Regions from separate parts of the Homo sapiens genome. Here region 1 is linked to region 2. A link is an interaction called in ENCODE POLR2A ChIA-PET data of the cell type or tissue named here. Cell type or tissue: PC-9. All regions are shown on one strand. Links, peaks and the distances in the headings refer to the core of each region. The heading gives the core; the rest is flanking DNA. Region 1 overlaps SHROOM3 (shroom family member 3). Region 2 has its middle 30 kb from the start of SOWAHB.

Evidence for each region. ChIA-PET counts read pairs that join two places held together with the same protein. Peaks named below come from ENCODE experiments on the same cell type or tissue, not always from the same donor. Only the 100,000 strongest peaks of a DNase experiment are listed, where the experiment ranks them.
Region 1: POLR2A ChIA-PET joins it to region 2 with 8 read pairs; 2 of 35 experiments call an interaction of 5 or more read pairs at or near these places.

Annotation. Positions count from the first base shown.
Region 1 is chr4:76,633,002-76,635,908 of GRCh38, reverse strand. The region is part of intron 2 of SHROOM3 (shroom family member 3); the gene reads right to left. LOC105377290 (a long non-coding RNA gene) reads left to right here. Exons shown (of 4, transcript XR_001741404.2): 3 at 1-258. Among named protein-coding and RNA genes, the nearest start is that of MIR548AH, 59 kb to the right of the region's middle. In PC-9, for the core only: no CTCF peak of the experiment used is centred there; a DNase peak (open chromatin) is centred at 1,488; H3K4me3 peaks cover 685 bases; H3K27ac peaks cover 1,926 bases.
Region 2 is chr4:76,866,969-76,869,875 of GRCh38, reverse strand. No RefSeq gene overlaps it. Among named protein-coding and RNA genes, the nearest start is that of SOWAHB, 30 kb to the left of the region's middle. In PC-9, for the core only: a CTCF peak has its summit at 881; a DNase peak (open chromatin) is centred at 1,445; H3K4me3 peaks cover 1,339 bases; H3K27ac peaks cover 1,949 bases.

The sequences.
Region 1 (2,907 bases), core at 290-2,789, 230 kb after region 2:
GTATTTCTGATGTTGAAATCCTAGGATTGATCTGACAGCACAAACCAAATGCCAGCAGTTTCCCTGGAGTTCTGCTGCGTGCTTTTGCCAACCCTGATGATCCAGAGGACCTCACATCTCAAGTGGCTCCTATGGTGAAGGAACTACGGAGTTTCTCTGAGCACCTAAGATTACTCTGCTTCAAGGAACTCATGAGTGTGTGGACAGAAAATATCTTTGAGGGATTCCCAGGAGTGACTCCAATGAAAGACCAAGAGAGTGAGTACACATAGGCTGTTGTTCCATTTCTCCAGAGGCCTTTCAGACCTGATTTAGGCAGGACAGAATTTCTTTGGAAGAGTCCCTGAGTTCCACATTTCTAGAATTCTACAACCTGAATGGTAGGTCTGGCTGTCCCTCCATCAGGCTGTACTTATTTAATAAATACCCCAACCATTAGGAACTCAAGGGGAAACGAGTTGGAATTAGAAGACACTGTTTTTTGGTTCTGGTTTTTTCTTTTATGACCAGCTCATGTCAGGTCCCAAAACGAAGAGGAGGGCAGGTCTCAAACTAGGAGAAGAGATTTACACTTTCTCTCACCAAAAGGAGGATTGTAATCCCCCAAATATGGTTGATCAGTGAGTGACCCTTGAGTTAGCAGAAGCTGGAGCTACTATGTAATGGCCGTATGGATGAGGAGACAGTCAGAGGCAAGGTGTCCACATGGTTCAGTGAGGGTCTTCCTCTACCTTTAGCTTGGCCTCTTTGAACATATCTAATTGCAGTCTTCCAGGGTAATTTTGAAGACAGAAACTTTAAGATGATAATATCAGCTTAATAAAGACAGGAGGTTTTGTTCCCATCTCCCCCCGTTCTCTTCTGGCCCCTGCAGTATCGTCAGCATAATGCCCAACACACAGTAGGTGCTCAATAAATATCTGTGGAGTAAATACAATGATGCTATTGCTGGAATTAATGGATAGTCAAGCCAGCTTCAGGAAAGGGTGTGGAATTGTCACAAAAAGATTCTTAAAGGAAACACGGTCTATCAATTCTGCTTTTAGAGTGTGTGTATGTGCTAACAGAGTTCAATACATCTCTTTCCTTCTTCCTCTAAGTCACACAAACATTTTTTCCTGCTTATATAATAAAATACAGTTATTTTTAAAAGTTTAAAAATAAAGTCACCCTTCAAAGAACAAGTGAATACATATATGAAATACGGTTAGAGATTGTTTTGAATCATTTTGGAATTTGAAGATGCTTTCTCTTTTTGCAACACTACTGATGAAAAGCTTAGAGTTTGATAAATTATAAACCTAATGAGGCTTCTAACTCCTCTAGCTAGTCATTAGCTGCCAGGAAATGATCATTATTACTTAATTATAAGATGAAACTAAACATTGGGAAACGTTGAAAGTGATCTGATTGGCCAATACACTAAGGACTAATTTCACAGGCATGCCCTCTACATACCAATTAAAGCTGCATCACCATAATAAAATGCTGCATGCTGTTGGCTGTGTTCTATGTTGTCATTTTCAGATTAGAACAACAAAAATAATTCCAGTCTAGGGCACTTCCTGGCCACCAACGTCTGCTAGGACTTTCTATACCTTGGAGGATAAGGTCTCCTCCTGAGGGCTTATTACTCCTCAGGAAATGCCCCAAATTCTATGCACGAAGTAAGAGGCACTTAAAAACAATAAAGGCAACAAATCAATCAATTATCTGTTTTCCTAGCTGTCAGGTAGAAAAATACCAAAATGCTTTCCAAAAGGAAAGTGTACATACGTGACACTTTCATTTTGATTTTGAGGGACAGTTTATTAGCAGAGTGAGAATGGGTGTTAGGGGAGAATATTGAGGACTAGCACTCCATTAGTATGGGCTCTACTGGCACACAGATTTAAAAACACCATTAAGAAGGGTTCTCCAGGATAAAATTTTCCATTCTAGCTCAATGCATTATAACATCTATGTCATTCTATACCAATACTGATTTGATAAAATGTCATCTGCTTTTCCTTTCCGGAGTCTCCCTTCCATTTGCCTGGTATTAAAGGATAGCATATTGGTTGAGACTAGGGGCCTGGAGCTCCCAGACTGCCTGGGTTCCAATCCCAATGCTATTATTTAAACATACTATTGGGTATTTGGGTGAGAAGGAGAGAGAAAATGAAGATTTTTTGCTGAAACAAAGGCACCACCCAACTCAAGTACAAGGTGTGTTGCAGAATTTCTTTTCTTTTTTTTTTTTTTTTTTTTTTGAGACGGAGTCTCGCTCTGCCACCCAGGCTGGAGTGCGGTGGCGCAATCTCGGCTCACTGCAAGCTCCGCCTCCCGGGTTCACGCCATTCTGCTGCCTCAGCCTCCCGCATAGCTGGGACTTACAGGCGCCCGCCACCACACCCGGCTAATTTTTTGTATTTTTAATAGAGACGGGCTTTCACCGTGTTAGTCAGAATGGTCTCGATCTCCCGACCTCGTGATCCGCCTGCCTTGGCTGGGATTACAGGCGTGAGCCACCACGCCCGGCCAGTTAACAAGATTTCTTTTCCTTTTTCTTTTTCTTTTTTTTTTTTTTTTTTTTTGAGACTGAGTCTTACTCTGTCCCCCAGGCTGGAGTGCAGTGTCCCTCCACTGCAACCTCCACTTCCCAGATTCAAGCGATTCTCATGCCTCAGCCTCCTGAGTAGCTGGGACTACGGATGTGTGCCACCACATAGAGACTCACCAAGTTAGCCAGGATGGTCTCAAACTCCTGGCCTCAAGAGATTCCCCCGCCTCAGCCTTCCAAAGTGCTGGGATTACAGGCATGAGCCACCGCGCTCGGCTGCAAGATTTCAATTGTCAATTGATCACCTGGAGTTTAGAATAGTCGTGTGACCTTATCAAAAAGGGATTATAACAGCTCCTACCTCC
Region 2 (2,907 bases), core at 145-2,644:
GTCTTTGTTGGATTGGGTTAATTCAAAGACCGTGTCTTCAAGCTCTGAATTTGTTTCTTCTACTTATTCAATTATATTGCTGAGACTTTCCAGAGTATTTTGCATTCCTAAAAGTGTGTCCAAAGTTTCCTGAATTTTTTTTGTTGATTTTTCTTTAAGCTATTGAATATTTCTTGATAATCCTTGACTATTTCTCCCCTCACTTCTTGTATCATGTTTTGGATTTCCTTGCACTGAGCTTTGCCTTTCTTTGGTTCCTCCCTGATTAGCTTAATAACTAACCTCCTGAATTCCTTTTTTTTTCTTTGAGACGGAGTCTCGCTTTGTCACCCAGGCTGGAGTGCAGTGGCATGATCTCAGCTCACTGCAAGCTCTGCCTCTCAGGTTCACACCATTCTTGTGTCTCAGCCTCCCGAGTAGTACAGCCGCCTGCCACTATGCCCAGCTAATTTTTTGTATTTTTCAGTAAAGATGGGGTTTCACTGTGTTAGCCAGGATGGTCTTGATCTCCTGACCTTGTGATCCACCCGCCTCGGCCTCCCAGAGTGCTGGGTTTTTTTGTTTGTTTTCTTTTCTTTTTCTTTCTTTCTTTTTTTTTTTTTTTGAGAAGGAGTCTCGCTCTGTCACCCAGGCTGGAGAGCAGTGGGGCGATCTTAGCTCATGGCAACCTCTGCCTCCCAGGTTCAAGCAATTCTCCTGCATCAGCCTCCTGAGTAGCTGAGATTACAGGTGTGCACCACTACATTGGGCTAATTTTTGTATTTTTAGTAGAGACAGGGTTTCGCCATGTTGGCCAGGCTGGTAACCTCCTGAATTATTTTTCAGGTAAATCAGGGATTTCTTCTTGGTTTGGATTCATTGCTGGTGAACTAGTGTGATTTGTGGGCGTCGGGGGAGGGCGCTGAAGAGCCTTGTTTTGTCATATTACCAGGGTTGGTTTCCTGGTTCCTTCTCATTTGGGTAGGCTCTGTCAGAGGGAAGGTCTAGGGCTGAAGGTTGTTGTTCAGATTCTTTTGTCCCATGGGGTGTTTCCTTGATGCAGTACTGTCTCCCTTTTCCTATGGATGTGACTTCCTGTGAGCCAAACTGCAGTGACTGTTGTCTCTCTTCTAGGTCTAGCCACCCAGCGAGTCTACGCGGCTCCAGGCTGGTACTGGGGGTTGTCTGCACAGAGTCCTGTGATGTGAACTGTCTATGGGTCTCACAGCCATAGATACCAGTGCCTGTTCCAGTGGAGGTGGTGGAGGCAATGGACTCAGTGAGGGTTCTTAACTTTGGTGGTTTAATGCTCTCTTTTCGTGCTGGTTGGCCTCCTGCCAGGAGGTGGCACTTTCCAGAGAGCATCAGCTGTGGTACTATAGTGAGGAACTGGTAGTGGGCGGGGCCCTAGAACTCCTAAGATTATATGCCCTTTGTCTTCCCCTACCAGGGTGGATAGGGAAGGACCATCAGGTGGGGGCGGGGCTAGGCATGTTCTGAGCTCAGACTCTCCTTGGGTGGGTCTTGCTGTGGCTGCTGTGGGGGATGGGGGTGAGATTGTCAACTCACTGGAGTTGTGTACCTGGGAGGATTATGGCTGCCTCTGCTGAGTCATGCAGGTTGTCAGGGAAGTGGGGGAAAGCCGGCAGTCACAGGCCTCACCCACCTCCCATGCAACCCGAAGGGCTGGTCTCACTCCCACCGCGTCCCCCTACCCCTCAAGAGCCCCCAGACCGTTTCCAGGTGGAGAGCAATATGGGCTTGAAAACGTGCCCCAGGCTATCCACCTCCCAGCTGCGAAAGAAAAGGGCTTAGTTCCTCCCCTGCCTGTGGAGTCTGCGCACCAGATTTGCATCCTACCCCGAGTTCAGGCTAGGAGGCTTCTCACCCCGTTCAAATTGTTACAAAGTTCAGCTATAGATTTGCTTCTCCCCGTGTAGTTTTACTCTATGCTTCTCTCCCGTAACCTGCGAGCTCCCAGGGCCTTTCTGCTGCTTCCTCTACCCCTGTATTTCACTCGGGTCTCCAAATTGACTTAGCTCCAGGTAAAGTCGGAAACTTCTGCAAACAGACCTTCACCTTCTCCAGTGGAGGTGTGTGTTCGGGAGAGGAGGGTCTCCCTTTCCCGCTTCCGCAATTAGGGCACTCACAGTTTTTTTGTTTTGTTTTGTTTTGGCGGGGGGTGCGGGGGTGGTCTCCTGGGTTCTGCAGGAGCAGTCCACTTCTGTCAGAGGGTCTGTGGTTTCTCTCAGTATTGCTGGTTTGTTCTTGCAGTTGATCTGGAGCTAAAATTCACAATGCAAGCTGCTGCCCACTGCTCTGTCCAGAGCTGCAATCTAGTCCTGCCTTCTGTCTGCTATGATCTCTCCAAAACCTCTTCTTTTATTTTATAATTTTTAGAGACAGTCTCGCTCTGTCACCCAGGCTTTAGTGCAGTGGCACGACCATAGCTCATTGCAGCTTCTAACTCCCGGGCTTATGTTGATTCTTTCTCATCTTTGTGGGCTTTTCTACCTATGGTCTTTGAGGTTGCTGACCTGAGTGGGATTTTTATGGGGTATTTTTGTTGCTGTTGTTGTTGTTGTCTTCTGTTTTTCTTTTAATAGACCACTCTACCAAAGGGCTGCTGTGGTTTGCTGGGGGTCCACTCCAGACACTAGTTGCTTTGGGTTTTCCCATACCTGGAGGTATCACCAGTGAAGGCTGGAAAACATCAAAAATGACAGCCAGCTTTTTCCTCAGGAAGCTCCATCCTGGGGGTTACTGACCTGTTGCCAGCCTGAATACACCTGTAGGAGGTGGCTGGAGACCCCTGTTGGGAAGTCTCGCCCAGTCAGGAGGAACGGGTTCAGGGACCCACTTAAAAACGTAGTCTGGATGCTTTTTGGTAGAGCAGGTGTGCTGCACTGGCGGGGACCCTTCCTCATC